Linked DNA regions of Mus musculus: regions 2, 3, 4, 5, 6 and 7 are each linked to region 1. Evidence: chromatin loops called from intact Hi-C (ENCODE). Cell type or tissue: left cerebral cortex. All regions are shown on one strand. Each heading gives the region's core, and the rest is flanking DNA. Links, peaks and the distances in the headings are about the cores only.

Region 1 (4,442 bases), core at 231-4,230:
TCTGCTTTAATAATGAATTAAGTCAGTATCTAAGACACACGCACATACAATTAGATCAGCAAAAATGTACTATTTACACATATAAACACACACATACACTTTGATATCTATCAAAAATAAATATGGATTTGGATTGAAGTTGTGGGTAGAAATGATTGCCCTGGTCACACAGCAGTCACTTGCCATTGTGACCATGGTATTAAACTAGTGACCGACGGTAGGAATGACCTATTTTCCTACTGAATGCTAAAGATGGACTCTCATCAAGAAACAAGTCAACTGGTCGGTTACTTACAAGCTATTGGTCTTTCAGACAGACAAACAACAAAAAGGCTGGCACATCTTCCTACATCATCCTGATTGTCTTGGTTCAGGAAGTCTGGAAGGAGGCCTTAACCTCTGTCTATAAAAAGCTTCTAGATTATTCTACTGTACAACGAAGACTGAGGGTCCCCTGGCTGGATGTTGATCAACTATAGGTGATAGTTGGAGCCATTGTCAGGTTGTACTGGAGGCATTTCACAGAAACTCAGCATCTCTGAAGTCTCCTTCCTCTTGGTGTTTGCTGTTGCTGGGCACTGTGGTAAATCTTGAGAGAGTGCAGAGCTTGACAGAACTCAGGATCTGGGACATGAAATCGGACTCTTACCAAAGGAGACATCCAACCTAAAAGGACAATAGTCAACATTCACCCTCAGTCTTGCTTTTCCCACCATCCAAGCCTAGACTCACTCTACACTGAAACATCCATCGGGCTGAGGATAGATTTGCCATTCATCATCATCACCATCATCACCATCATCACCATCATCATCACCACCACCACCACCATCAAAAAGACACAGACAGGAGCTGAACAGCAACTGATTCCAGGGCAGAGCTGAAGCCACCTATGGAAAATGTGCACATGGGAAAGGTGGAAAACTCAAAGGGAACCTCAAGGGACACCAGAATTTAAGGACTTCCCCTGAAAAAGGAACCTGCTGTGGCATCTAAATTGTAGGGTCTTGGACACTAAAAGGAAAGCCAAACAGCAAAGTCCTTTAAACAAAGGCACGGCAGAAGAGACCATTCTTTACATTTAGAATTCGGCAAAGTAAGTTATCTAAACAAGGGGAACCTCCATCCGACTAGCTCATCCCGGACTAACAAAGAAGACAACGCAAAAAGTGCTGTGCACACAGCTAGGGCTCTGCTACCCCAGGGCTCCAATGTTCTGGCCATCCATTAACCATTCTGGCGTTTGGGAAATGGAAATCTCAATTGTTTTAAGAGTCTTTCCTTCCCCCTCTGCTGACCAATACCGCAGGAAAAAGAAAATCCCTTTAAAGTAAGTTCTTCTTTTTCAGATGTAATATTCAGTGAAAACCGTTGCATGTGAGATCATTTCTGTTCCTGTTCTCTGAGAACTGGGAAACGCTACACTATGTATAAGGGAGGTTGTAACTGGCTCCATTGGTGAAAGAAACAAACGGCAGGCATATGCTAATTCTCAGAGTAGTAGCTGACAGCATTATTCTTCATTTGGAAAGTATTTCAGTACTGAATGGAAGAGCTAGAACAAATATCCTCAGGCATTCTTGCGATTCCAGGGAGCTGTCAGAGGCAGAGATTAAACCCGGAGTTCATTTGGGTTACATGACGCCCTGGGCTCCTCGGCTGCTGACAACACGGAGTACCGGCCTCCCCTCTTGTTGCTCACCACTCATCCCTGCCTGCCTCATGGAAGGTGTCTAAAGGCTGCAGCCCCACAGTACCGACAGTACCACACGGCAGCTCTCCAACCTTCGGGCGTGGCGTGGGCCGAGACATAATTGATGCTGCAGCAGGTGGTGAGCTGACGGACGTGGGAGGTTGGAACTCCTTGTTCCCTCTGCCAATTAATTCCTAAGAAACATTCTAAAGAGAGACTTCCAGTCCTCTTTCTACTCCCTCTAGCTGGGAGGGGAGGCAGGATTCAGAAAAACAAGGAGAAAAGGAAGACAGAAACAGTCATTCATTCCTGCCATTCTTGGGGGGCAAGGCTTCTCAAGCCTTCTTCAGCACCCCAATATTTGGACAAGATCGTGATTTGCTATGGGGATGTTCTGTGCACTATAGATGTTTGGCAGCACTCTGCTTTCTACCTGTAAGATGCCAGCTGAACATCCTTCCAAGTTCCCATGATGGCTGCCATTATCTCCTGCTAAGAATTCCTACTCTGAAGCAGAGTATGGCACGTGCTTGTCACAAAACTCAGGAAGCTGAGGCAGATGGACCAGGGGTTAAAGCTACCCTTGGCTACAAAGGGAGACATTTTCTCAAAAGAGAGAATCACTCTGCTAAAGAGCACCACCCCCAACACACATGCATACACAAATGGCCCAGCAAACCAGACAGGCTGTAAGCAGTAGTACCTACAGTCCGTGCTATTATTCTAACCAGTGCTCTCCATGTAAACCGACGCTACTTACATATGCAACAAAACCATTAAATGAAAAATAACAAAATCTCTAGCAACAGCACCACCTTGCTCATTCTGAAATCACACACACAGACAGCAAAATCCTCCATCATGGTTGGGTAAGCCTCATGGTCACCTTAACATATGGTAAACCTGGAATCCCTGTGGTCCCTGTTTCTGGATGTCATCCCAGCCATTCTGCCTTGACCTTCCTCTTGTGGGTCCCAAAACTAGCTTGGATGAAGAAGGAAAAGACTGGCTATCAGGATTCATGGTGAGAGATTCCTCTATATCATTTACCAGTTGCAGAACTTTCAAAACATCCCTGGGCCTTCCAAAGATGCTCTGCTCACTTAAAGCCTCCATGAAGCCCAAGTACAAGTCATGTGGCTTCTATAGAACAGCAGGCAATGGCCAGGACTCACTTTCTTGTTGTGTCTCACGAGGGTCAGGATTATTAGCAGGCCAAGTGAATGGTCCAGGAATAAGGCTCCTGAGGTAAATTTGTGGAATTCACCTTTCCACTCAGTTCTTACTTCGCTGGAAGTTGCCTTTGGCTGACATGCAAACATATGACAAGAACTCCAAGCAATTTCTTCATGAAACACTGTCCAACAAACATCAACAAATAGCTAATGTGAACCGCCTGTGAGTACTCAGGTCACGTCAGTGAAGAAAGCAGATCAGATGACGGCCTGAGGAGGGCTTACTTTACCAATGACAGAGGAGTAGGTGTATGTAAACAGTGAACAAACAGGAAGACGAGACGGAGAAATAAATTACAGTGTCCTGGAAGCCAATAGATGGTGTGGGGGTGGAGCAAGCAAAGGACATCCAGTCACATATGTGTAACAGGGCAAGGGCAGTTATAGCTTGGCACTGGCATCGTGGATGAGAAGTGAAATTTAGACAGAGATGCTGAGTGGGTTGTTTCTGAGCTCCCTGGGGAAGGAATTTCCAGACATGGACCATCTAACCAAATGTTATAGTATTCAAACATCCACAAGAGGCAATCATGTTGACAGGAATAGAACAAGCCAGGGGAAGACTAGGAAATGGGGTCAGATGTCTTGCCGGGAAGAACTGAGGTGTCTGGCAAGCGTGGAAGGCACTACTCCATCTTAGCTGGAGTGCAAGTCCCTAGGGATACAAATCAACCCTTGAGTCCCCGACATAAGAAATGAGCAAGCCACCAGAGAGTGTGAGGTACCAGAGGAAAGGGGTCACGTGGCTCCAGGAAAACATGATTGAATTCTACGACCATGATCTTTTGAGGACTCGTTTATATGCAGTGGAGGAGGCAGTGGTCTCTGCCCTATGCTATTTAGAAATTATTTAGGCATCTCAGGTGCTATCAGGGTAACTCGTCCACCACCACCACTCTCCTCTCCAAATGGCGCAGTGCCCTGCCCCTGGGACACTTGGTGTTCACTAAGAAAGAAAGGCAGATATTCGCTTCCAATGGCTTCTTCTGTCCTCTGCATATCAGACTTTAGCTGTTTAGTCAGATTCAAAATAAAATCAAGGAGGTCCTAACTCGATAGCAAGAGACCTAGAACCAACCGGAGCAAGGCAAGGGTTTCAGGCCGCGGCCTCCATACTGATGCACGTATCTCAAGCTTGCCTCTTCCTTCCCCAGCTATTTGCAGAGATGTCAGTATGAGAACACACAGTTGGCTTAGTGCCTGAGGGAGAGGCAGGATAAAGCAGTGGGGGGCGTGCCTCTCCCTATAAAAATTAATGGAACAAAGCACCCCTGTGTGCTGCATGAGTTTTATCTCCCAGGGAGTTTACTTTCCACCCTTCTCTCACCAAGCCCTCCTTCTGGGCTCTCCTGTCCCCTGGGTGTCTTTGGCAGAGGTTAAAGAATCATCATTAAAGGCATAGGGCCCACAGAATAAGCCAGATGGGGTGAGTTGCATAGACTCAAAACATATATATATATATATATATATATGTATATATATATATATATATATACATTGAAATGCATGATAGC
Region 2 (4,442 bases), core at 295-4,294, 140 kb after region 1:
GGCCATGGACAAAATTCTGTCAGCCTCAGCTTAGTGTGAAGCTGGACACACCTGAATATATTATTCAAATAGCAGAGACAGGCGACAGGCTTGGGGCATGTTGAAACATTAAGCTGACAGGGGAAGTACTAGAACTGATGTCTGGGCACCAAACAGCATCATCCACACTGCAAGGTGGTGTTCGTTAGGGGTTTGAAAACAGAGGCTAAGTCCTGGAAGCCCGAGGTAGGGTATAGTACCAGAAGGCTCCGCAGATTTCCTCTCCCAAGCCCCTCGCTCTCCTTTGATTTCATGTAGGTCTGACAAATAGACTGTAAGTGTCCAAACTTTAGAAGACTCGCTGGACGTCACATATCAATAGGGCATTCCTGCCTCCCCAGCAGGCTCCTGCATGTCCCTTCCTGACCCAGTCTCCTCTGTGGGGGTAAACAGAGTCTGGTTTGTATCACTACAGACTAGCTTGTCTGTCCTTGTTCTTATGTATATAGAGCACTATAGTATAGATTCTCGTGTCAGCTCCCCCTTGCCTCAGGTTGCATCTGTACGTTTATCTCTGTCATTCAATACGTACTACAGTCTTTCTTTTTCATTGTCCACCGCAAGAGCACATCCAGTTTGCACGCACGTTTGGATAGTTTGTTTATCCTCCTGGGTAGTTTCCAATATTTTTACTATTCTGAAGTAATAATCTGGAACATTTATCTTGCTGAACAAATGCACGGGCTTCCCTTGAAGAAAGACTTTGGAGTATAAAAACTTGAATACTGTGCAGGTGGGTGCATTTATCTCTAAATACTCCTGTGCAATGATCCTCTTTGGTGACCATGCCAACCTACACTCTTACCAACTCCATATGAGTTTACTTGACCCACATCTTTGCCCAATGTTAATATTGTTAGACTTTTATCATTTTAGCCAACCTACTTGCAGGTGAGTAGCAGTGTCTTATTATGGTTTTGATTAGTGTTTCTTATCTAGGACTGTTCCACTTCAAATACTGATGTGGGTGCCTGACAGGGGCCACAGGGTCTCTCCAGTCACATGGGTTGCGTCCCCTGGCACTAGTAAACAGCCTTGCAGACAGTCAATAGACTAGGACTAAAGTCAACACATTCTTACTATGGAGACCTAACAGGAATTGCAGTCTTGGGGGACTTCAGCACAACTCTGACCCTCTGAGGAGGGAATGAGCTAGAAGAGACTACGGAGCATGCACTGTGCCCATGTATGTAAATCACATGTAAAAGGCAGAAAGCAGACCCTCAAGCTATGATGCTCTGCAGCTGCCGTGCCTACCTGTCTCCACTCCAGAGAATGCCGGAACACCCAGGAGGCAGCAGGCAGGGTTCAACAAGGGTAAGGTTTTACTCTTGTCTTTAATCTGGTACCATGGGGACACTGGACCCTCACCCTTGGGATGTCCATAAAATATAAAAATCGGGGTTTCTTTGTTTGGCTCTTTCTTAATTGATTATCCATTTGTGTTCAAATAAATGAGGCTTCTTCTGGCTAGTGGTTAACTTAGAATCAGACAGTGGGAAGGCGTTACTGTCTATGGCACCTGTCACAGGCATAGGAAAGGCATCGTTGGTGTCCTGAAAATGTGCCTGATGAAAGCTAATATATGACCCAGAATCAGTAATCAGAAAGGAGGCTTTGAATCTCACTCATCTTAAGATTTGGGCCAAGTAACTTCTCTGTGAACTGATTTTTTTCCCATCTATATCAACTGGAGTTGAACCACTTTGAGGAAGGTCGGTGTCAAGGTCTAGTTCTCCCAATCTGTGACTTCCCTTCAACCTTAGTGCCTGGCTTTGCTAAGATACAAAAGCATCCACTCCCGGGTAGAGCAATGAGACCTGGGCCAGTTCCCGCCACACATCCAAGATGATAGAAAGCCCGACCCAGATTCTGCACTGGCTAATTGAGCATTAAGACACAACAAGGGCTCTATTGCGGCATAATAATGCATGCCTGGCTGATTTATTAAGCATCTAACTTAAAAGCGCATTGTTCTGCAAGGCCCCGTAGCTTAGGCAGCGCTCCATGGAAAACACTTGCGGTGAGGCTGCTGTAGTGTTCAGATCCTGTTACATCCCATAACTTCCAACTTCCCAGTCCCTAGGCTGCAGCCTTCAGCTCCCTTCCTGCCCTTTTCAGAAGCCTGACAGCCTGGGTCTGGCTCTCACCTCTTTGCAGAGCTGTGGCGCCCCCTGTCGGCACTGAGTTTTTCTTAGATTCTAACTATGCAGCAAAGGGAGGAGGGATTGACGGCTTTCTCTAACTCAGATGAAGCCAGGCAGAAGGCAAACGAAGAGAAAGAACCCCACAACCTGCCCCCTTGGCCAGCCTAATTTTACTCAGAGCACTTCTCTCTGGCTCCCATGTTTATGTTTATTTAAGCTCCACTCGTGTACAACGATAACAAAGCCTATGTTTTGTTCTCTATTGGAATTTCGGCTCCCTGCTTGGCATGAAGGAGGCACCTGGTAATATTTTCCCCGAAAGAATCATTTATTCATTCCATGAGTGGTGATGTCAGGTGGTAGCAACAGTCTCCAAGCAGAAGAAAGCAGGGTAAAGAGGATGGCGTGCCAAAAGTAAGTTTTGCTATTTCAGATGAAGTGATTAGGGAGTGGGGAGAGCTCTCGATAAAGATCCACAAACAGAAACAAAGAAAATAAGAAAATGTGTCACTCAAAGTTGTAGGGGAAGAATATTCTAGATTGAACCCAGCCAGTTTCAAGGCCCAAGTGAGAGCGTGACGAATTTGCAGGGGCCCATGGGCCTGAAGCATAGCACGAGAGCAGAAGGCAAGAGGGTTGAGAGGTATCTAAGGCCAAATCTCTAAAAGGGACAGGAGCTTGCCAGGCATGGACCAGATCCAACCCCGTGCCCTTTGTGGTAATGTGCCGGGTTATAGCCGTGCTGTGCCTTACCTTATCCTCCATGGCTTTGCTCATGCTACAGCAGATGAGCACACAGACACCAGGCCGGCAAAGGCCAAAATAGTCGCTGTCCAGCCCCTGCCCTCAGTCATCAGAGACCACTGTCAAGACTTCAGCTCTTCTCAGAAGAACAATGGGAAGCCACTAGAGGCCCAGACACTGAGCAGAAGGTTGACACACTCAGACTCACAACTTAAAAGGATCAGAGTTGCTTCTGAGGGAAATAAGAATTGTAGGGGTAGAAGCTGAAAAGTCAGTTAAGAGGTGAGAAATGGAAGTAGATTCGGCTAGAAATATTATCAGATTAGGAGATACACACCCCAGAAGCCCCTGTAACCTGCACTGCGTTTCTTTGCTTTTATGGATTCTAGCCTGGAGCTTCTGGGTTTATATGGGAGAGCTAAGAAGTCATCTGAAAAACTACAGTGTTGTTTCATTTCCATTTCTTTTCTACATCAGGAAGGAAGCCATGGCTATGATGCTAAATGTTGCAGAGAACAAGCAGCCATTTCTAATGATCTTTTGCTAATCATTCTAGGCTTGAGCTAGGGTCAAGACAAGACATTGGTTTATGTGCCAGTTCCTGGCAGCTTTCCTCATTGAAGCAGACAGACATTCAACTGGTTGGGGTTGGGGGGCACTTGGATTTAGGTCTGAGGGGGTTGAGTGCAGGTCAGGACATCAGCAAAGGCTTCAAGCTACAATTATGAATCAAACATTCCAGAGGAAGCTGAGGACCAGGGGACAATGTAATGACAATGGGAAATACCCAAAAGAAAGTATAAGGGTCGCACATCCTTACACATCCTTGCCCTCAGCCCAGCAATCAGCATGACTCAGGTAAAGCCTCACCTCCCATCATTCCTTGATGCAACACATACAGAGGCTGCCAGGTAGATGAGACATGTTTCCCTGTCATCTTGGTTCTCAATGGGTTTGATTTGGTTTGGTTTGGTTTGGGGGGTTGGTTTTTAGTTTGGGGTTTGCTTTGGGTATTGTTGTTTGGGTAGGGTTTATTTGTTGGTTTTGTTTTTGTTCTTGGTTGAGTTTGGGTTTTTTTTTTTCCTTTATTCGTTTTTGTTTTATTTTGTTTTGTTTTGGGCTTGGGGTTTTGTTTGTTTGGTTTTTTTTTTTTTTTTTTTTTTTTTTTTTTTTTTTTTTGGTTGGTTGATTGGTTGGTTGATTTCTCTGTGTAGTCCTAGCTATCCTAAAGCTTACTCTATTGAAGTGGAAATTTGTGGGTTCTTTGGAAGGTCAGTTAGATGGTGTTTTGCTGGGGCAAACACATGAAGGAACATTTAGCTGAAGTGTACCCAGATGAAAGACTAAGGCAGACTTGTGAAGGAAGGTTTCGCTGAAGCAGACACAGGAGAGAGGATGTTCTGGTAAAGCAAGCAAGTGAAAGGACATGTGATGAAGGGTTCTTTGCTAACCACATGCATGTATTGGTCTACCTTACATAGCGTAGGTGGGCTGCATTTTCAGGACTCCATA
Region 3 (4,442 bases), core at 233-4,232, 410 kb before region 1:
AATGACTTTAACCTCTCAGGGACAGTGACACAAAGAAAGTGGCTTGCTAACAGACACTTGGAAATGCAAGACTGAGTTCAGCCTTTTTCTGGACAATGTGGTCTATGTAAATGAACTGCAGAGCCACATAGATGGCAGAGATAGAAGTTGTAAGCCTAGATATAGTCACTGAGGAGAAGTGTAAGTGGACTTGTTGAGCCATTTATGGAATGCCTAGTTTGTAACAGCATAGGAGTAGCAGGGTCACACCACATACCACACACACACACACACACACACACACACCAATAAGCAAAATATACCAAAAAGAAAATTTAAATAAGTCATACTACACAGAAACATCTTACATCCAAAAGAAAATGATCTCAGACCTCTCTTTTCATTATAAAAAATTAGCTATGTTGTAACTGTTCCAGTATCATTGGCATTCCTACCAGGCATCTAGCCATTTTGAGAGCTAGCTGGGCATAGATTGTCCCCAAATCCATCATTTTTATTTTATGAATGTATTGTAGAGCCCAGTTTTATAGTTTTCACTTCCAAACTCTGCCAAAATAAAAAAAAAAGACTCAAATACCCTTCTAAACATCAAATGATGTCTATTTTAACTTATTTAATCTTCTCTTAGTGATACCTGGTGACAGAGATCTGTAATTTCAGGACTTGGGAGGTTGAGGCACAAAGGATTATAGGTCCACAAATTCAAGGTCAGCCTGGGCAACATAGTGAGGCCTTTTTTCAAAATAAAACAACCCTTTCCCCATTCCAGTGTCTGGTTAAGATGACAAGTATACAAATACCCTGGTGTTCTAGAAGAGAGGAAACTAGCAGAGAGATGCAACTGAGGCACGATCTTGAGGTAAAAATACTCAAAGTAAGTTCACAAAACTATCAGCCTTTGCCATGCAGTAAGCAAGGCATCATTCTCTTCTAGATGGAGGTGTTACAGTGCTAGGCTTTAAACTGTGTCAGCATAGTTATGACAATCTTCAACAGAGCTGACCTCAAAGGAGAGATGGCTCAGAGCAGGCTGTGTCAACTGTCCACCATCCATTCCCTCCATCAGTGCAGAGAATGCTGTCTGTATCAGTAGCAGAAACAATGCCAAGGGTGAACTATTTAAGAAACGTGTTCAGACACAGGAAAGGAAAGCACCAGAGCTGGGATTTGAACCAGTGTGCTTGCTTGTTTGCCTTTTCTTTTTCTTTTTTCTTTTTCTTTTCCTTTTTCTTTTTCTCTCGTTTTTGCTTTCTCTCTCTCTCTCTCTCTCTCTCTCTCTCTTTCTTCCTTTCTTTCTTTCTTTCTTTCTTTCTTTCTTTCTTTCTTTCTTTCTTTCTTTCTTTCTTTCTTTCTTTCTTTCTTTCTTCATTTGTTTCTCTTGTTGTGACCTTATTACAGAAGGTCCTCTGTGTAACAACCCTGGTAGTCCTGGAACTAGCATTGTAGACCAGGCTGGCCTCAAACTCACAGAGATCCACCTGCCTCTGCCTCCCAGGTTCTGGAATTAAAGGTGTGCACCACCATATCTAGCTCAGCTTTCATTTTTGTTTTGTTTTGCTTTGCTTTTGATTATGTTTTTGTTTTTTATTGTTTGTTGCTTGCTTGCTTGTTTGCTTGTTTTGGTGGAGTTGTTTTTTGTTTGTTTGTTTGTTTGTTTGTTTGGTTGGTTGGTTGGTTGGTTCCCTTGATTATTTGGGGAAGGCAGGGTGGTTGATGCTCTCACATACCAGCTGCCTTGATAGAAATAAGTCTAATAGTGTTCTATTCTTTTTCAGGAAATACGAAGATAAAAATATAAAATTTAGCTTTTGACAAACTACAAGAAAAAAAAAAAAACAAAACACAACAAAACCCCACAGCCCTAGAGAGTCAACCTTTACTTTTGCCTTGGATGGTAACTGGATGCTTCCCAGGAGATTTCAAGTAGCCAAGCACAAAAGCACCTTTTCTCACAGCTATAACCAACAGAAATCTGAAAAGCAAAAGTCAGAGATGGATCTGAAAACCCCAAAGGAGAACTTCATTTCACTGACCGCTCCAGGGCCACAGGCTCCATCAGCCTTCTATACCTTCGACTCCTGGGGAAAGACAGGCCTGAAGTTCACTCTGTCTTAAATGCCTATGCCCACCAGAGCTTCCTGCAGGGAGCACTAGATGGTATGAATTGCTAGCCAAACCCATCCTGTCGCTTGACTTAAACATTTACATCACATATCTCAAGAAGACTCATTTTAGTAGCTGCCTTTTTTGAAACACCTACACCTGAAATTAAAATACCAAAAGGAAAGCATCCTCCAGTCTTTCCCAGTGAGCAGATGGGCCTGAGTGGATCCAACCATGGAGCATGAAGCACCAGATTGTGCATCTCTTCACAGAGCCTCAAATTAGAAATTTCAGAGCATCGTGGATTGCAAGATGAAATCTGTTTTCCCCCCGAGAAGAAGATTCTGTGCTGACCTGATGCCAGCCTAGAAGCCTCTGTCTCTCCAACAAGGCATTCTGCAAGTAAAACGCACTGCACCATCTACTTAATTAGCTATTGCTCTCAACCATTCAGAGCTTCAGATGACTAGTATTTATAATTTTATGGTTGAGTTTACTTGTCCAAAACATGTCCTGAACAATTCACTGGTGTCTAATTTCATAGCAGCTCCGTAAGGCTGGAGACCAGAGGAGCAACTGAAACGCTTCAGCCCACCTTCTCTCAGGACCAGATGTGGCTGGGCATGGTATGAATGACAGACCAAGGCACCTGATGCCTCTGAGCATTTGCCTGGGGTCTCTGCGTTGACCTCAAGAGAATTCCATCCTCTAAGGAGGAGATGGGAGCTGAGGGCGCTTGGCCAGGTGTCTGCAGGGAGACAAAGGAAGAAAACACACCTCACCACTGGAGAATGAGGGACTTGCTGAAAGCAATGGATAGACAACTAGTTTTGAGGCGGTGCCTAAGTGCTTACATGACTCAGACACCCCTCTTGAAACATCCTAAGTTTAGAGACAATTGGAAATCCGGACGACTTGCCAATACATAAGATATAGCATATTTATTTGCTGGCGTGGTATTCAGCAGTCAAAAGCAGTGCATTAAGTTTACACAAACTGGCATGGATCAATCTCAAAAAACAAACCACCGAATAGAAACACAACTTGCAGACAACATATGCAGCATGGTGGCATTTGACTAAAAAAAGAAGAAGAAATAGCATGTATACACACACACACACACACACACACACACACACAAAACATATATTTCTCTAGGCATGTACATATCCATAGGTGAATCATGAAAACATGCTTTTTGGGTAAATCAGTTTTAATTTTTCCAAGAATATTAATACTACCCCATGGGCAACGTATGTCAATACCTTGAGGAAGTAATTTTTCTCAGTCTCTTGAATTATCTTAACTGGCTAACTGTCAGCTTTTGGACACAGAAATCTACACGTAGGGGAGAATGTATAACCTATATTTACACACTATCAGTATTTTTTATTAAGTTAGAGAGCATAGAATTACTTTAAAATCTAAAAGGACATCTTCCCAACTCACCAGCGAATAGTCTGAAGGATCCTTTGAGCAGATTGTAAAAGAGTCTGGACATGTGAATAAAAAAGATTAAGCCAATTTTCAATGATTTTGAGAATAAATAGATTAAAATAATAATAGTCTACACTATGTCCTGAATCCTGATCATAAGACAGGCACTCATAGGCATTTTACATGCCTTAGTGCATTCAACTTTCATGTAACTTCAGGTAGTCGGCATCCTCACTACCAAATACTCTCTTTAAAATGTGAGAAACGGCTGCCCAAAGGGAAATTGTGGGAAGTGGAGGAACCAGCATTGAGAATCTCAGCCAGATTTGTGTCCAACCAGTGTGGCCCCAGTGGCTCCTACAACTCTGCTTTGATGACAAAGAGGCCATGCCTACTCTTCTTGGAAACTGAGCACACTAGCCTCTAGGGCATAGTGTCTAGAATATGAACATGACGTGGATTCTGTTCCTGGTTGGAGACCTGTGATGGTTTATACAAAACATCTCCAGACCTGACCCTTTGTTCCAGGAGGATAGAGACAGAATGAAGCCCTGTGAACAGGGCTAAGAGAAGCCTGACTCCTGCCACTCAGAGCTAGCAGCTAAAATGGTTGGTTAGGTTCCTTGACTCAGCGAGTACTGTCAAGAAAAGAAAATGTTACCAGTAAGTGGTTTTCTTTTTCAACGAACTTCAAGATTGTCTTTAAAGAGGCTGACCCAGCATACACATTTGTTTTTATCTCAATATAGGTATATGGAAACTTACATAGAAGCATAGATTTATTGGACCATTCAAATGCACTTTCTATATAATTCAAAGATGTACATAAAATAGGATTTCTTTTTTATGCCTTTGTTTTTTTTTGTTTTTGTTTGTTTGTTTGTTTGTTTGTTTGTTTTGTT
Region 4 (4,442 bases), core at 97-4,096, 78 kb after region 1:
AAAAACGTATTTACATTATAATTCATAACAGTAACAAAAGTACAGTTGTAAAGTAGCAACAGAAGTAGTTTGATGGTTGGAGTCACCACAACATGAAGAACTGTATTAAAGGGTAGCAGCACTAGGTAGGTTGAGAGCCAGTGATCTAGAACTTCCCCCAGGGAAACATTTAAGGCCAGAGACAGGGGCTGTATGTGATCACTCTTCTAGTCACCCATAAGCTTGGCGGGAGTTAGACCCAGAGTAGTGCCACTCATGAACAGGACCTGAGGGGGAAGCCCACTGGGGATACAGAGGTGGGCCCTTCCCTTTTTATGTATAGCTATGTTTAGCTGTGTGCTAATAATTCCATAAATTGCCAGATAAATACACGCACTGCCTTTGAATTTGAAAAATATGTATTTCCAAACACATACTCCCACAAATTGATCTTGTTTGATACTGATAGAGATGTTTAGAGTCTTTAAGTGTTGGTTTATTGAGTTGTTTGTCTGGTTGGTTGCTTCTCATGTAGAAATGCTGCATTAGAACGTATGGTCATTTCCCCTTCAGCTGTCGCCTGAGATCTGAGATGGACAGGAAGCTAGGTGGATTGAAACAACACTCCTGGAATCACAGGCTATAATCTAAAAGATGTCAAACTATCATGAAAGAACAAAGGAAATGTTTCTTTTCTTTGTCCCAACCCTGAAGATGGAACTGTCTTCTCCTTTTAAAAAATATTGTTCTAGTCTAATTGAATTCAAGATTCCCGCACTGCCTTGTAACAGCCACGCATAAGCAAATGCTTTAACTGAGCACACACACACACACACACACACACACACACACACACACCCCTATGATCAGATGATGAATTTCATAATTCAGGGCTGGGCTTCCTTCTTCCCCTCTAAGCATACCTGAGTCCTGGAGTTGGTCCTCTTCCCTACATGACCACTGAACTGATGAGAAAAACCTGCCTTGGCAAAAGCTGCTGTTCCACTTCTTAACCATGTCCACTTGCAAATCTGTAGGACTAGACGGAGCCACCAATGAACAGATTTCTTCCCTCTTAAAATAAGGAAACTATTCCAAAGGAGAGGCCTTGTGGGAGCACTTAGAACATTCCAGAAAGTGAAGTCAATCAATAAAGACAAAGTTACTCTCAGTTCTGATCTTCTACCTACCTGCTTTTAACACTGACCTAGCCTGGTTTTTTGTTTGTTTGTTTGTTTGTTTGTTTTTTGTACCTCCCTCTGCCTTTGAAAAGGAGCCATCCTCTGCATCCCCAGATGCCAGGGGTAAAGAAGGGCTTACAAAGGCTGCCCCCACACTCCTGAGCAGACATCTGCTGAGACAGACATTTTCTAGGTCACATGAAGAAGCACTTAATGGGGCTGTGGCTTGCCTGGCCTCCACTAAGTAGCTGCCACCATCTTGTAGGAAGACACACCTCAGTGATCTAGAAGATCCCCCCATGAGCAGGGAACACATCAGCAGGCCTAGAAGCTCTAAGCACTCAAGGGATCAAGGAATCGTTCCTAGTCAGCATCCTTCAATATGTATTCGTCATTTCCCTGCATGGCAAGGTGATGAATCCCAAGTCTTTGGTTAGAATCTCAACTCTGCTCATTTATTGCAATATGGTATTGATATTTCCTTTCTTTTCTTCTTGTTTTAAGTCTCTCTCTCTCTCTCTCTCTCTCTTTCTCTCTCTCTGTATGTCTGTGTATGTATGTATGTACATATGTGACTATATGTGTGTTTTCTAGAAATATTTATAAAATGATTGCAAATATGAAACAATATTATTTATGGCATTTTTTGTTCTAGTTTCATTTCGGTTGCCGTGATAACGCATTCTAACAAAAACGACTGGGGGAGCAGATTTACTTTAGCTCACAATAGCAGTTTAGAGCCTATTATAGCAGGGAAGCCAAGGCAGCAGGAATTTAAAACAGTTAAGAGTTTAAAAACTCTCAGTTCAAGAGTTTAAAAAGAAGTCCCAGGTTGAATCTCTAGCTCCATGTTTCCTACTCATCATCTCCTCGGCAGCTTTGTCATATAACTTCCCCTTCTTGTCTCTTCATCTATGAAGTGAAAGACTTGAAGCAGATCAGCCCCTGCTCCACACCCACAACATCAGCTGGAGTCTAAACTAAACACAGAGATGGAAACTATTCAACTCTTCACATCACAGCTACAGTCAAAAGCAGAAAGAAATGAAAGCACGCAGGCTTGCTAGTGCTCAGCTTACTCTCATTAAACACACTCGAAGACCTAAGCCCAGGGAATGGTGCCACTCATGGTAGACTGGCTCTTCCCACATCAACTAATGTAACCAAGACAATTCCCTACAGGTACACTCCCAAGTCAAACTGATACAGAAAATTCTTCATGGAGATTTTTTTTTTTTAACCAAATGACTGTGTCAAGTTGACAATGAAAGCTACTGATCATATGAGGCATAAAGACATGTCTAAGTTTGAAAGACATTTTAGATCACTCTTAGAAAGTGAAGAACAGATCAAGAGTTTAAAAAGAAGTCCCAGGTTGAATTTCTAGCTCCATATTTCCTACGCATCTCCTAGGCAACTTTGTCAAATAACTTCCCCTTCTTGGACCTGTCTCATCATCTATGAAGTGAAAGACTTGAAGCAGATCAGCTTCACGTGCACAACATCAGCCAGAGTCTAAACTAAACACAGAGATGGAAACTATTCACGCAGAATGTGCATGCTTTTCTAAAAGACTACACTCTAAAATAATAAAGAAGATGAAAAATAAATAAGACATGGTTTATTGATTACGACCCTGTTTCTTCAAACCTAGACATGTCTTCATATTCTGCTTTTCCATTAACAAATAAATTTCAATGCACTGTTTTTAGTACAAGATTTTATATAAATCATTTATAGAGAAAGAGTTTTAAATGATTGCAAACTGCATATGTTCTCAGATCTATGTGTATCTGTGTGCAGATATGCATGGCCACACACACACACACACACACACACACACACACACACACACACACACACACCGGATCACCTATTTGATCCTCATAGATACCAAAGCTCATGGGTGCTTTATGTATATGAAGCAACACCTCCACAAACATTCATTTCCATCATCTTTAAAGCCTCATTCACGAACTACTTAAGAACAAGAATTCTTTAGTAACCAGGAAAGGAAGGCAGGTCATCTGACCTGATCACAACTCTGGGATGTTGACTGCTAGACCTTGACAGTTAAATTGGTCATAAGGTCCAATACTGCACCCACTGGTGTGTTTCAAAATGGAATATTAGACTGGCAGTCCTGCTTTGCTTAGAGGATGCATAAGGCCTTTGCATTAAAACCTTTCTTATAGCCTTCTGTCGTGGTGTACACCATCAGTAAGGCAGAAGGAGCATGGCGATCACAATTTCAAGGCCAACCCAAGCTATAGAGTAAGCTCCTATCTCCAAAAACAATATGCTTTGTACCATATGTGTTTGTTCAGGTGGATAACTGTTAAATTTCATATCCATGAACAATATTCCATAACCCCCGTATACCAGCCATTTGCTCACAATTCTGTTTAAATTTCTTTCTAATTAAGCTGTAGACATAAATTCAACCTTCAACTTGTTATTTTAATAATAATTGTAACAATTAACCCATAAGTGTTTTATCACTAACAATTATTAAATAATAACTTGTATGCTCATTAACATAATAAGTCTTGCTAATTGCATGCTGTCTCACAATGAGATTAACCTATGATCAGACAGAAAGCATAGGATAAAACAGAATCAAAGAATAGCTTTGGAGCCAGCTGGGCAATTGTTCAAAAAGTTTGTCTTCACAGAGGTAGGGGTAGGACTTGGGGAAGTGAGGGAGACACCGTGTTAAATCACAGTATAACAACATCAATTAGAGCAAGAAATGTACTGTAAGTGTTGGTGTCACTTTGAAAAACAATATCTTAGGTATGGTGATTTGCATGAGAATGACCCCAGAGGCTCATCTGAACATTCTGACCATGGTTTAGGAACTGTTTGGGAAGGAATGGGAGATGTGACATTATTGAAAGTATGTCAGTGAGGACAGGCTTTGAGGTTTCAAAGCCCATGCCATTCCCAGTTAGCTCTCTCTGTCTTATGCAGATAAGATGTAAGCTCTCAGCTATGGCTCCAAAGCCATGCCTGCCTGCTTCTGTGATCCCTGGCATAATGATCATGGACTCACCCTTTGAAACTGTAAGCCCCAATTAAATGCATTCTTGTATAAGTGAGTTGTCTTGGTGTGGTGTTTTATCACAGCACTAGAAAAGTAACTAAGACATTAGGAAAGTATTACTAGCTAAAGATTTTAGGGATGATCATGAAGACAGAGATTTGATTTTAGAATGACTGAAGATTCTCTTCCAGCCACAGGGGTCCTGGAACCCATATATAATATTGGTTTGCCAATAA
Region 5 (4,442 bases), core at 245-4,244, 440 kb before region 1:
AGTCAGTAGATCCTGAAGGTCGTTTCCAAATATTAAGAACAACATCTGTTATATAACATTCTGATGGTTGTAATGGAGGGAGGCTATCTGCTTCCTGCTTATTTCTTGAGTTCTAAGACTTGAACCTGAATGTAGTTCATTTATCCTGATGTCCCTTTACACAGCAGGTGCCACTGCTGTCCTCAAATTGCAGAAACAGGATTGAGGCATGGACGAGTAGCTTGCCTAGAGTGGCATAGCCAGAAACCAGCAGGACACTGAGTGGAGCCAGACAATCACACCTCCAGGCTTTCATCCTCTCACTGTTTGAGGATATTGCACTTGACTCTGCAAGCATCTCCAAGCTCATAGCTATAGCTTCACTTTGTCATTTTAGATAAGCAAGTCTGTTTGGAGGATGAAGGTAAAACTTAGACAATAGGAGTGGAGGGCACTGAAGACAGCTAAGTGGAGACATGGGTGAGAAAAACACCCAGCCTAGGATAGTAGTCCCTGCAAAGGAAAACAGTTGAGGATCCAAAGCTGGTCACCACAACCATAATTTGTAAATATTCAGATCCTGAGGATCAGAAGGAGAAGGTAACCCAGAGTGAACATAACGAGTGAACTAAGATGCATCTTGAGGGAAAAGGGTAAGACAGGGGAGATCGGGGTCAGGAAAATACATTTTAGAACTGACATTGTTTTCTGGGACAGCCCAAACAAGTTAGCACTAGCTGGGTGATTTATAACCATAGAAATATACTCTTGCACTGCTCCAGAGACAAAATAAATACTAGAAATCAAATTGTCAGCACAACTACCCTCTGTCAAGAGGCTCTGCATAGAATTCATCCCCTGCCCTTTTTGGCTTCTGGCACTTCACCATTGCTTGGCAATTCTTGGCTGTGGATCTCTTCACTGTAGTCTTTGGTTCCCTCTCCTCCTTACCCCCAGGAGTACATGTGTATTAAATCATTCTCTACCTCTCATTATAAGCACACTTTGAAAACACTTCCAGGCTATCTCAACATCCTTATTTAACCACATCTATTGAGATTTCCAAATTAGAGTCCCAGGATTAGAGTCGCTTAAATTTGTTTGGCCATTATTCAACCTACTATAGGAGTCATCTGAATATGAAATATTGATAAGGAAGGACAATCATTGCCCAGGGTGAAAGACAGCAGATAGAAATCTCAGTGGAGAGCAGTGGTGGTGCATGCCTTTAATCACAGCACTTGGGAGGCAGAGGCAGGCAGATTTCTGAGTTCAAGGCCAGCCTGGTCTACAGAGTGAGTTCCAGGACAGCCAGGAACACAGAGAAGCCCTGTCTCAAAAAAAGAAAAAAGAAAAAGAAAGAGAAAAAGAAAAATGAAAAGAAAAAGAAAAAGAAAAGGAAAAGGAAAAAGAAAAAGAAAGAGAAAAAGAAAAAGAAAAAGGGAAGGAAGGAAGGAAGGAAGGAAGGAAGGAAGGAAGGAAGGAAGAAAGAAAGAAAGAAAGAAAGAAAGAAAGAAAGAAAGAAAGAAAGAAAGAAAGAAAGATCTCAGTGGAGAAGGAATTCAAACCCTGCTTGATGCTACATGAGTTGTCTTAGTCACTATTTTATTGCTGAGAAGACACATCATGACCAAAGAAAGCATTTATCTAAGGGCTTGTTTACAGTTTCGGTGATTTAGTCCATTATCACCATGGCGGGGAGCATGGTGATATTCATAGTGCTGGAGCAGTAGCTGAGAGATACATCTTAATCCATAGGCAGAGAGAGAGAGAGAGAGAGAGAGAGAGAGAGAGAGAGAGAGAGAGAGAGAGAGAGGGAGGGAGGGAGGGAGGGAGGGAGGGAGGGAGGGAGGGAGGGAGGGAGGGAGGCAGGGAGAGACTGGACTGTTGTGAACTCTTGAAACTTCAAAGTCAGCACACTGACACACTTTTTCCATCAAGGCCACACCTCCTAATCCTTCTCAAATAGTACCACTCTACAATGACCAGGCCTTCAAATATATGAGTCTATAGTGGCCACTCAGATTTGAACCACCACATAAGTGTACCTAACCACATTGCCCTGTCTTTTGGACATCATTTGCTCTGGTGTTAAATGGCTAGAGTTTGACATGATTTTCCTTTAAGTAGAAAATATTAAGTATATATTTCACTACATGTATACAGAGTCTCTTGTAGGCTGTAATTATTTAATAATAATTACAGAATAATTGCTTAAATAAAAATATTAATATATAAAGATAAATCCAAGACAAAATTACCCATAATACTGACATTGTACCAAGTGTATGATTTCCATTGTATAGCAGTTTCTAGTAATGTCTATATTTGGCCACAATTCCACTGAATTTTCTAATACATGTTTATTTTGAAACATCATCATTAGGGCTTCAGAGATGGGTCAGAGATTAAAAGTGCTTATTATGCTTACAGAGATGAGGGTTTGATCCCAAGTACCCTCAGGGCACCTCATAAAACACTGATTGTAACTCCAGTTCCAGAAGATCCAATACTATCTTCCAAACATTTTAAATATAATCATGGTGGTATTGCATCTTGCTTTGTTTTTTCAACCAGCCTTTACTCCCTACCTTGCCCAAGCTGCTACACTGTCATTGTACTCCATGTGTGAGGCGCCCCTACTGTTGAGTGATGACAGCTCTCAATTGCAGAAGGAATCCACCTGGAGGGTTTCTGGTGAGTTTTTCTATTCTAAACTTAAGAATATAATTCCTACAGAGATGAAAAAGAGATTGGCAAGAAGATACTTAAGGGGACTTCTCATGAATCTCTTATTTTTAGGTAAAGCTTGAAATAATACTAGAGAGTTAAACTATGTTCTATATTCAATTTGTTCAACTTCCCACTCGAGCCACGTCTCAACAGTCGCTGCCCTGAGGATGAAATCACACTCAGTCATATCTGCTTTAAGCCACATTGACATCATTTTCCACAGCATAAAATAACTGCTAGGATGAAGTCTTAGTGTCAGTCAGCTCCTACTTTACATAGAAGTGGAGAACATAATGCCAGGCTGCCCCACTTTTCTGCAATAAATAGCTATCTGAATATAACTGGAAAATTCTGAGACATTCTAGGAAAGCTATTTATTCAACTTGGTCTTTTTTTCCCCCCTTTGAGTAGACTTTCTCCTTAAATAACCTCATAGTCCTTGTAACATGATAATACCTATACCAAATCTCCTATTTCTTTATCAGAACCATGACTACCACCATTTTCTGCTCCCCCCCCCCCGCACCTCTCACGCACACACACATACACACACACACACACACACACACACACACACACACACACACACACAAACTGATTGGATTTTCAAGGTATGTTATAATCCATTTTGCTCAGTACATTTGAACTCTACCACCACTATAATTAGCCTTTACCACCCCTCCTCTTCAGTATGAAGCCAACTTGAAATGATCACTCTTACATATTTTGCCCCATGAAAAAGAAAATACAGAAATGTAAAACATGAAATCTAGAATACTGACTGTCTGCTGTGGAGCTAGATCTCCTCTGTGCAGGGGCTTGATGATATCACTTACTTATGGCCCACACAGGTGCAGAGCTGCCTCCGCACAATGCTCAGCATGCCACAGACTGACACAAGCCAACTCATCCTTTGTTTTGTGTCTGTAGTCAGATGATATTTTTCTGATGTTCAAAAGTTGTGGGTAACTAATTTAACATCACTCTTGCTCAATTCCATCATGCATTGAAAAAAATGGATGGAGATCATGGTGCCAAGCTCATGTTAAGAGGGCAGCATCAAATGGACCATGTGGGAAGCAAGAGAGTGTTCAGTGTGTCTTACTAATACTGCAGCTCATTATTTTATGGAGCAGTTTGGTTTTCTCTCCTGATTGTGCCATTTTACCAGGATATCTGTGAAGACAGATTGCTCTGAGCCCCTATCCATCTGTAGAAGCATTCATTAGACATATTTTCCTGACCTGGTACATGCTCACCCTGCATTACCCTGTTGTAGCAGAGGGAAAATCCAAGTTGCCTAGTGAGACCATGTTATACGTGAAGGTATTTGATAAATTGGGAATCCAATTATAATCCAGAGCTGATGAAGGTGGCTTGCCAATTCAGGGGTAGGCATTGAGGCCCCAATGATAGGGAGGCCCATGTTAGGAAACTGGGGTGTATACCAGTCTCCCAACAAGCAGAGTAAAGCCAACAGCTTCTGAACCTCCATCCTAGCATGCAAGAGGAGACTGCTTGGCACTGTGTTAGTTCTCAGCTTCCCCGGGATGACCTGACCTTTCAATTTTACTTCTCTGTTTATCTTTACTGTGTATCTTTGGAAGCTGTGATGCCAACCTAACAGACCTCAGCAGCAGATTCATTTTCAATTGCATAAAGGGCGAAATGAGGAGCGGTAGAGCTGTGGAAAATATGAAAAGTATCTTAGATTTAGAGTATAACTTAAA
Region 6 (4,442 bases), core at 188-4,187, 70 kb after region 1:
AAGACCATGTTGGCCTCACACTTGCAGCAATTCTCCTGTCTCATCCTTCTGGGTGCTAGGATTATAGATGTAAGCCACCATGTTCAGCTCAAGCATTACATATTACATTAGTAATTAAAAATCTATTGCTGGAAGCTGTAGAGATGGAGAGTTAAAAGCACTGATTGTTCTTCAGGAGGGTCTGGGTTTGATTCCTGGCACCTACATGGCAGCTCAGAGTAATCTGTAACTCCTGTTTTACCTTCATGAAAATGATACACATGCATGGGACCAAGCATCCATATAAATAAAATAATAATCAAATATTTAAAGGAACCTATTAGCCATTTTAAGCATGTATAGCATCATAAGTTCAACAGATATTAGTGGAGTGCCCACCTGAGACAAGGTATTAGGCTGTGCAGCACTAGAGAGACACAGTCAGGGTCAAAACAAAGTCTTTGTTGCTCTCTGATCCAGCATTGATAATACAATTCTGCCTTCACCTTCAGAGGGGATGTCTTTAGCTGGGATGGAGAGGAACCAGAGGGAGAGGCTGGTGAAGAGACTCAGAAGTGTTTCCAAAGACCATCTTGCTCTCCATAGTCCTCTCTAACCACCCTGCCTCCTTATGTACCAAAGACTTGAAAAATTCTATCCCTAGAATACCAGCTACGTGTACCTTAAGCAAGGATTCTCCAACCCTGTCCCCTTCGGGCACCTTTATTCTTTTTTTCATGGCAGAATTGCCAGGAACTGAAAGAGACTTTGGTTCACACATGCGCAGATGAAGAAAGTAAAATCTGAAGGGAAGAAGCCGGTCCAAGCCTTCAAAGGCAAGAGCCGGCTGAAGCTTCCACCTCCGGGGTTCCAGCCGGTGCTTTCCCTACCACATCTCAGTAATGCCATCAGCCTTGGACTGCTATGCTTCAGCAGCCTGCGAGAACAGCATGGGGAAAAAATCTCTGAGCACTGCAGAGATTTCAGCTTCGCTCACACAGCGATGGCTTCATTCGGCAGCCATCCAAGGTCCCTGCTAAGCCTGTTTTCCTTGACTCAATTAGAGAAAGCACTGGGGGAAGATCAGGCTGAGAAACTCTCTGGGCTCTCATCTGTTAATTGAAGCCACTGTCAGATTTTCCACACCATGACAAATGATCAAAGATATCTCTCTCTCTCTCTCTCTCTCTCTCTCTCTCTCTCTCTCTCTCTCTCTCTCTCTGCAACATTAGGTTAAGCTACAAGTAAAAAAAAAAAAGTACAACCTGTTTTAAAATGGAAATAAAAGAGTCAAAAGGGACCTAACCACTCAGATATGTTCAGAGTTTGAAGTCAAAGAACATCCATTTCTCAAGGTGGAAGAGAAATGTCATTTGGGACTATTGCGTTAGATCCTGTGAGCTGGGTGTTGGCCTAGAGCCTCTCTGCCATGTCTCAGGCCCCTGCTGTGTAAATGACATGCAAGGGCCTTGGGTCCTTTGAGCACTGGCCAGCAAATTACCAGCCTGTATCTATATTGACATTCGTGTTCTTGACTTAATGGTTAATTTACTTAATGAGGAGCTGCTGTCCTCCTCAAAACGAATGGAATGTCAAAATGTACTGGACTGGGGAGTGTGATAGACAAGAGGCTGGAGAGGGATTCCTCATTCCCAGACCCCCAGTGGTATGCATTTCATTCATTTCATACGTGAATGGTTATTGGTTCCTGTTGTGACTGGGATATGGTTTAAGTGTGTCTCCCAATGACTCACATCGCGCAAACTTATCCTCAGCATAGTTACACAAAGAGGTAGTTGAGCCTTTGAGAGTTGGGGATGATGAGAAGTAAAGAGCTGACTGTGAGCACCATCTTCAAGTGGAACTGGTGTTCTTTCAAGAGTCTTGCTAGATCCTGTGAGAATGAACTCTTAGGCTACTTTTCTCAAAATAAAGCAAACCTGGTATCTGCTGCTCCCAGTTTCCTGAATCCCGTGTCATTCATTCCTCTTGCACATGTTCTCGCCATGATGTTATCTGGTATGCTAGGATGTAACTAGACAGCACCAGCAAGAATCAAGTAAATGTTAGTGCCATGTTCTTGGGCCTCTTGATGCTTGAGACAACTAAGCCTCTTTTCTTTAGTCATTGTCTTATATTGAGTGTTGTGCTTTAGCAAACAGAATCAGACTAATGTGTTTCCTATTATGTGAAAGCCTGGCTCCAGAGTAGGGCAAGAGTGAACAGTTGAAATGCGTGCCCTATGCCCTGTCCCACAAATCCATACCACACCAGTCCAACAAACAACTACCATAAACAAGTCATAATAACTCACGATTGTGCAGCTCCTGAACCTCTCTGGGTTGTGTAAAGATGTTAAAACAAACAAACAAACAAAAAGCACCAGTTTGGAAATTTCCTGGCTATCCAGTAGGCATTATTTGCCACTGATGGAAGAAAATTTAAGTTGAACTAAGGTGGAATTCCAGAATAACTGACATATTTCCTGTCAGATACCCCACCCCACCCCACACTAAGACTGCCAGCGGATAGAGAATAGTAAAAATCATAGATCCTGGAGCTTAGCCACTGGGTGTGGGTCCTGGCTACTCTCTCACTAGTGTGGCCTTGGACCAGTTGTCAGTCTTTCCTGGGCATCAGTTTTCTCATTTGCAGGATGGAGTTGAAATGATACTTCCTAGCATTGCTGTGAGGCCTAAACAAACTGACTTACTAAAAAGATGTAGGGAGACTTGTCCTACCCAGAGGCTACACTGTCACTTAAGGACAGCTTCCTGTTATAAGCAGAATTTCTATTTCCAGAGAGTTTCCCGTTTGGGTATCAGAACCACACACAGTAGAGCTGAACCTCAGACTCATGCTTCAAATGTTTTCTTTTCTCTTTCCTTTTTTCTTCTTTTAATTAAAGAGAAACTCTAATAACGACCAAGGGTGTATTGCAAAGCTCAGTGAGTAATATCGTTAAAATAAAAGAAAAATGGCAGCATCAATACTTTTAACTTTTTAAATTAAATTTGTGTGTGTATGTGTGTGTGTGTTTGGAGTGGGCATGGGCATGTGCATGCCTGAATATGTGTGGAGGTTAGAGGGCCATATGGGTCCTAAAAATAGAACCCAGATTGCCAGGTTTGGCCTCAGGCCCCTTTACCCACTGAGCTATCTCACCAGCCCTCAGAATCTCCCACCTCTCTTTAATCTACTTTACAGACCTTTAAACATGTGTTTATGGAATAGACTGTGAACCCATGGAGGTGAAAACTCAGATTTTTAGTATATGTGATGCCATATCCCTAGAATAATATCACACAGAAGGTGAGTGCCCAGCAAATGTTACATTCATATATAATCCAGTCTATTTGGAGGCCCCCAGTCTAGCTTTTGTCTTGGATTCTAAAGATCAAACTCAGGTTCTATATATGCTAGGCAAGAGCTCTACCACTGAGCTACATCCCAAGCCCATATTTTCTCAAAACTATAAAGGAAGCTATGGGTAATGTTGATATGTATATGAGTATATCTATCATTTTATAATCACCTCCATAGAGAGAACAAAGGACCACAACGGTGGCTGTGAACAAAGTTGGATAGGACTCTGGGTCCTAGTCCACCTGTAACAGGGAGCAACTCTCCAGGGGTACAGATGCTCCAGGGTAGGACAAAGAGCTGCTCCTTTACATTCTAATCTCTGCCATGCTTTCAGAGTCCTAAGTCCTGTGCTCCTCACACAGGTACAGCTGTGTCTAGTCCAAGGGCATTGGGTAAGTCTAAGTGAAATTCATCACAGAGCAAATGCCCCCAAGTCCCATGTACACCTCTGTAGGCATAGGAAGGAGGTCACCAGCAGAAGCACACCCGATTTCTCCTCCCGATTAGAGCCAATACGGACAGTCTCTGCTGACATAGTCACATTGTCCCTGCCAATCATAAAGTTTCTTCTCACAGGAGATGACGGTCTTCACCTACACAGCACACATCTGCCAAAGCTCTGCCCTTGACTTCTATACATTGACGTCTTTTGAACGTTAATTGAGGTAGCCCAGATGTCCAGCATGAAGACTCTGTGAAACTCAGGCATATGCAGATTCGGTCTGCAAGTCTTTCACTGTGTGTGAGCTTACAGGAAGGGAAATGTGGGCAAGAATTATATGTGACAAAATTCCACTTGTGCTTTCAGTAGAAATGCTAATAGACTTAAAGAGCTATGATTTATGATTTCTTCTCTCATACAAAGATTTTAGGAATAAAGAGACAGTTAACAAGCAGCTAGGGAGAGTTAAAAGTTAGTCTTTTTTAGTTAACCAGAAAAACTATTCATGATCTCTAGGCTATGAGAAACAACCCAGCCAGACTGAAGAAAGCAATTAAGAAAAAATGAGTAAAAGTGGGCCTCTAAGAAACAACAGAGAATATGTCTGGAGGTGTGGCCTAGTGGTAGAGTTTGACTAGCATGCTAGAGTCCCTGG
Region 7 (4,442 bases), core at 240-4,239, 140 kb after region 1:
AATGTCCAGGTTACTTTTAGCTTCAGAGGTTAAGGAAGAAAAGTGGGCCAGATGAACGTGGAGCAAACTGCCTGACAGTGCATCCCTGTGCGGAGAATGTTAAGGGGCCCTGCAAAATGATTATTGACAAACGGCTCCGCTTACTTTCCCAGGAGTCCCAGCTTTAACAGCTAGCATTTCTAGAAATCCATGAGTCTCTCCCACAAGACAGGGAGCTCTAGAGAAACAAGGGCTGTACTTTACTCATCTTTGTTTCTTTAGGAGTTAGGAGTGAGCTTGGATAAGCCAGGCCCTGAAAAACATTGGGGAGAGTGAAAGGGGTTGGTGACTGTTAGCAACCATAGCAACTGAGTATGAGTGGAATCGTAAGACATTAAAACATAAAGACATCCCCACAGCCATCTGCTTTGGTTTTCTTGTGGTTTGTCTGCCAAAGGTCCTTGAACCAGAAGGAGAACCTTCGAGAGGCAAAGCCTCATGGGAGATGATTCTATCACTAGGGTACCATCCTTGGATGGTTAGGTCTAACCAGCCTGGATGGGGTAAAGCAAAGTCAGTTTGTTGCAAAGGCAGTTCACCCTGTTAGCTACTTAGCTACTTCTCTCGTTTCTGCTCGCATGTGCTCCATCTATATATAGCCATTTACCAACCAGACTGTGTGACACGAAGCCAGGGGTCTACTCCAGCTGCCAGGACCATGCTTTTTGAACTGCCCAAACATCAGAAACATGTACCAAATAAGTCTCTATTCTTAAAATACCCAGCCTCAGGTATTTTGTTATAGCAACACACAAAATACATCATTTGACTCTGGTAGCCATTGTCTGTCTGTGGCTATATAAATCAAAATCAAATGGAATTCAATAAAATTAAAATTAAAATTATAATCTTTCAGCCACACTAGACACTTTTCAAGCACTCATGGCGATCCTATTTCAAGGTACTGGTAGAGCAGCGTCTTCAGCTTCTTGGACTTTAGGTTAAGATCACCCTTGTCTCCTTGTCTTCCCTCCTCCTGATGCTGAAGTTTCTGCCTCTGAAGAAGGATCTAGAATCTACCATTAGGGACCAACTACCAACTCTGGGATGTTAAACTCTGGGACTGTGTGAGGTGACAGCTCACTGACTGGTGGCCTTTGGATGGCCTTGAGAAAGATCTCATCCTATAAGGAAAGAAAAGAATGTCAGGAAAACAAAACAATTCCCCCCCCCCCCAAGAGACCCACTATGCAAGAACCATGGTCTCCTAGTTACTGCCTAGTCGGTTTTAATCATTAAACTTCACTCAGAACCTGAGAGCACCTCACAAGCATCCTCTTCTTTCAAGTCAGTGTGGTTTGGAGAGCAGGGAAGAAATCCTAGATGCACTTAGAGAATAAATGTAAGGCCCATCAAGCAAAGGATGGGAAACCTAACTTCCCACAGAAAGCTGGAAGCCAAGAGATCTGAAGCATGCCCAAATGTGGGTTGCTTTTTTTTTTAAGCTTTTCAGCATTGTTTTCATTTCAATGTTGGGAGGTTAATACCCAAGATGGACACTCTTTTTGAAGAGTCCCTTTTGATTTTAATTTCTCAAAGTCCTCATTTGAACTCCCTTTTTGTTTATATTATACCCATCCACAATTTTCCTTTCTTTCCAGGTAACCTGATCCCCAAAAATGTGCAGAATCCATCCGTGCCCACTGCTTTTAATTAAACATCAACTCGTCCTTTCAACTGGGTCTTTGAGGATTTTTTTTTTTGCATTGTCTTCTCTAGATGTATTTGTCTTTTCCTGAAATTACATCGAATCAAGTTCTCAAAAATGCATTTCTTAATCTTTAAATAGCTTGGAATGAATCTTGGCAGCATCTTAAGAAACCCTATAAAAGGGAAGAAGCCCTACCCATTTCCCTCACAAGAAGTTATGTGTGGTGTGTTGGGGCTTGCATGTGCAGATCTTACAGCATCAGAATGAACCCTGAAAACCCCAGGCTCCCATTTCCATACCTAAAAGAAGTCTGCATACATTGTCCCAGAATACTGTCTTCATACTGACACTTTTCCTAAAGTGGCTCTGGGGGAAGATGTGTCAGGGAACCAGACTCGGCCAGGGACCCCTGGGCTTCCAATAGAAGCCTTCGCCACTCCACAGCCACCCTCGTGCATGCTGGTAACACAGGCTCCAGGAGTCAGGGTGGTCAACAGCTGGCCTGAATGCGGATGGGGAGGTCTGCATGGAAGGCTCTCCATCTCCCCAGTGGACCAATGAGGCTGCAGATATCTTTGGAATCTGCAGAGGAGACCCTCCTGAGGGGGAAATAGAGAGGGGGGTCGTTTAGGAAAATTCCACTGAAGTGTATGACTATTTTCTGGTATGTCTCCTAGGGTTTCTGAAGATTGCATTACCCTCCTAAGCGAAAGTCTTAAGATGACTGCAGGAAGGGTGCTTATTGAAACCTAGAGCTCTCTGTCCCTCGGCAGGCTTTGATTTAAAACATTCAAACACACACACACACACACACACACACACACACACACACACACAGCAACCTCTTCTTCCCCAAAGACAGGAGCTTTAATGTTTAAAAAGAGAGAGAGAGAGAGAGAGAGAGAGAGAGAGAGAGAGAGAGAGAGAGAAAAGCAGGCCTCCTTCCAGCTAGCTCCTTCCTCTTAAAGAAAAATGTTGCCTGAAAAATGAAGGTATTGATGTTAAACTATGGTAACAACTTTTAAATTTTCAAGTCCTGTTCTTTGTTCCTAATGAACAAAGAAACATGAGTCCCATAACCCGGAGCTATGTTAGGGCGTGACTCCCAAGCAAGGACCAGCGTTGTAACCCAGCCATACTCCTTTCTAACTGCCAATGTGGAGACCGACGGAGGTCCAGAGAACTTAAAGAATTTTAACAGTCAGCAGGTGGTTAAGCCTGAAGTTGGGTCAGGTGTCTCGACGCCACAACTTTTTGAACAAAGACGAAGAGGAAGAATTCTTCTAGAACTTTGAGTAAGGAGAGAACAGTTTAAAAGGTGGGAAACGGACACAGGCTCCGTGCATGCCCTCCCTCAGCTGTGAACCCGCACAGTTAATGTCACACAGGCCAACTGGAAAAGCAGAGTAAATTAACGCACTAGAGACTGTGTGCTTTGAGAAGTCCTGTCTGCCTCGCAGGGTATGAAAGGTTCTGGAACCACACCGTGGTCATAATTCAGTGGGTCTGGCATCTTAGGAGCACAGCATCTCCCGGAGTTATCTCTATAATGGTAGCGTCTATAAGTAGTGTACCTGACCCTTTAGCCCTTCCCCATTCTTTACCGTAATGAGTCTAACTAGCATGAAGAGCTCAAGGGCCCTTCACTCCTTGCTGCTCTCCAGAATAGGGAAGGCTCAAGGACCACTAGGCTGGCACAGCATCTTGCTTGGCTTTGTCTTTTGAAATTGCCTTGAATAGGGGAGTGTATTCGTGTTTCACATCTCCAGAGGTAGGAGTGCACCTTTGGTTTCCATGCACACACATCTGAGACTCTTCTTTTTAAGACAGCCCTAGAGCTACTGGGGCATACTAGCTCCACGCACTGTCTATCAGGGGGGCCTGAGGATTCACCTCTCCCTGAGTCGTTAGTGCTTCTGAGTCTCTCTGTCTGTCTGTCTCTCTGTCTATCTATGTCTCTGTCTCTGTTTCTCTCTCTGTCTCTCTGTCTCTGTCTCTGTGTGTGTGTGTGTGTGTCAGTCTGTCTGTCTGTGTGTGAGTGTGTGTTTATGTATGGGGGTTGCACACTTATATCAGGATCTCCTTATGTAATCTACTCTTCCTACCCTCAAAGCGACATCATCCCCAGGGTCCTTTTGCCTGAGATATCATACTTAGCTCACCTCTGTCCCTTTTTTGACCAGAGAGTGACTCAAGCAAATATTCCTTTTTCCCAGTGACTTCTACAGGGCATGGGCCTGGCTTTGTTTTGCCCTTTACAGCTGGTATCCAGTAGGCTCACAGTCACACTTTGGGAGGTGGTATCCAGTAGGCCCACAGTCATGCTTTGAGAAGAGGTCCTACCCTGGCAGGACTTAAGATAACAACAGGGCAGGGTGAGGAGATGGTTTAGTTAGCTGTCCAAGCAAGCAGACTTGGGTTCAGATTCTCAGCAATTGCATAAAAAGCCAGATACAGTGGAGCCTTTAACCCAGTGCTGGGGAAGCAGGGATAGGGGCATCACTGGGGCTTGGTGGCTGCTCGGCCTGGCCAAACCAATGAATTCTAGGGTTCAATGAGAGAGAGCCAGCCAAAAATAAGTAATGAGGAGGAGAAGGAGGAAGAGGGGGAGAAAGAAGAGGGAAGAGGAAGAAGAGGAGGAGAAAGGAGGGGGAGGATGAAGAGAAGGAAGAGGAGAAAAAGGAGGGAGGAGAAAGAGAAGGGAGGAGGAAGAGGGGAGGAGGGGGAAGAGGAGGGAGGAGGAAGAAGACAA

Evidence for each region. Peaks named below come from ENCODE experiments on the same cell type or tissue, not always from the same donor. Only the 100,000 strongest peaks of a DNase experiment are listed, where the experiment ranks them.
Region 2: a loop joins it to region 1, with 3 times the contacts of the local background. A loop is called at or near these places in 4 of 42 quality-filtered maps.
Region 3: it touches region 1 in a loop (19-fold over the local background); 2 of 42 quality-filtered maps call a loop at or near these places.
Region 4: it touches region 1 in a loop (2.9-fold over the local background); 3 of 42 quality-filtered maps call a loop at or near these places.
Region 5: it touches region 1 in a loop (9-fold over the local background); 2 of 42 quality-filtered maps call a loop at or near these places.
Region 6: a loop joins it to region 1, with 5 times the contacts of the local background. A loop is called at or near these places in 3 of 42 quality-filtered maps.
Region 7: it touches region 1 in a loop (6-fold over the local background); 4 of 42 quality-filtered maps call a loop at or near these places.

The regions. Positions count from the first base shown.
Region 1 is chr1:76,068,291-76,072,732 of GRCm38, reverse strand. The region is part of intron 5 of Gm32622 (a long non-coding RNA gene); the gene reads right to left. Among named protein-coding and RNA genes, the nearest start is that of Gm32737, 24 kb to the left of the region's middle. In left cerebral cortex, for the core only: a CTCF peak has its summit at 1,946; DNase peaks (open chromatin) are centred at 1,801, 3,492 and 4,087; H3K27ac peaks cover 2,327 bases.
Region 2 is chr1:75,923,692-75,928,133 of GRCm38, reverse strand. No RefSeq gene overlaps it. Among named protein-coding and RNA genes, the nearest start is that of Gm32622, 11 kb to the left of the region's middle. In left cerebral cortex, for the core only: a CTCF peak has its summit at 2,202 (motif pointing left); DNase peaks (open chromatin) are centred at 2,213, 2,553 and 2,845; H3K4me3 peaks cover 210 bases; H3K27ac peaks cover 377 bases.
Region 3 is chr1:76,482,274-76,486,715 of GRCm38, reverse strand. No RefSeq gene overlaps it. Among named protein-coding and RNA genes, the nearest start is that of Gm17751, 4.6 kb to the left of the region's middle. In left cerebral cortex, for the core only: a CTCF peak has its summit at 2,152; DNase peaks (open chromatin) are centred at 2,311 and 2,860; H3K27ac peaks cover 1,291 bases.
Region 4 is chr1:75,989,941-75,994,382 of GRCm38, reverse strand. The region is part of intron 3 of Gm32622 (a long non-coding RNA gene); the gene reads right to left. Among named protein-coding and RNA genes, the nearest start is that of Gm29065, 27 kb to the left of the region's middle. In left cerebral cortex, for the core only: no CTCF peak of the experiment used is centred there; a DNase peak (open chromatin) is centred at 2,127.
Region 5 is chr1:76,508,166-76,512,607 of GRCm38, reverse strand. Mir6343 (microRNA 6343) reads right to left here and starts at 3,048; the gene lies at 2,965-3,048. In left cerebral cortex, for the core only: a CTCF peak has its summit at 2,652; DNase peaks (open chromatin) are centred at 292, 2,923 and 3,574; H3K27ac peaks cover 432 bases.
Region 6 is chr1:75,997,840-76,002,281 of GRCm38, reverse strand. The region is part of intron 4 of Gm32622 (a long non-coding RNA gene); the gene reads right to left. Among named protein-coding and RNA genes, the nearest start is that of Gm29065, 19 kb to the left of the region's middle. In left cerebral cortex, for the core only: no CTCF peak of the experiment used is centred there; DNase peaks (open chromatin) are centred at 843, 2,665 and 4,028; H3K27ac peaks cover 218 bases.
Region 7 is chr1:75,929,517-75,933,958 of GRCm38, reverse strand. No RefSeq gene overlaps it. Among named protein-coding and RNA genes, the nearest start is that of Gm32622, 5.0 kb to the left of the region's middle. In left cerebral cortex, for the core only: no CTCF peak of the experiment used is centred there; DNase peaks (open chromatin) are centred at 296, 1,427 and 1,962; H3K27ac peaks cover 1,374 bases.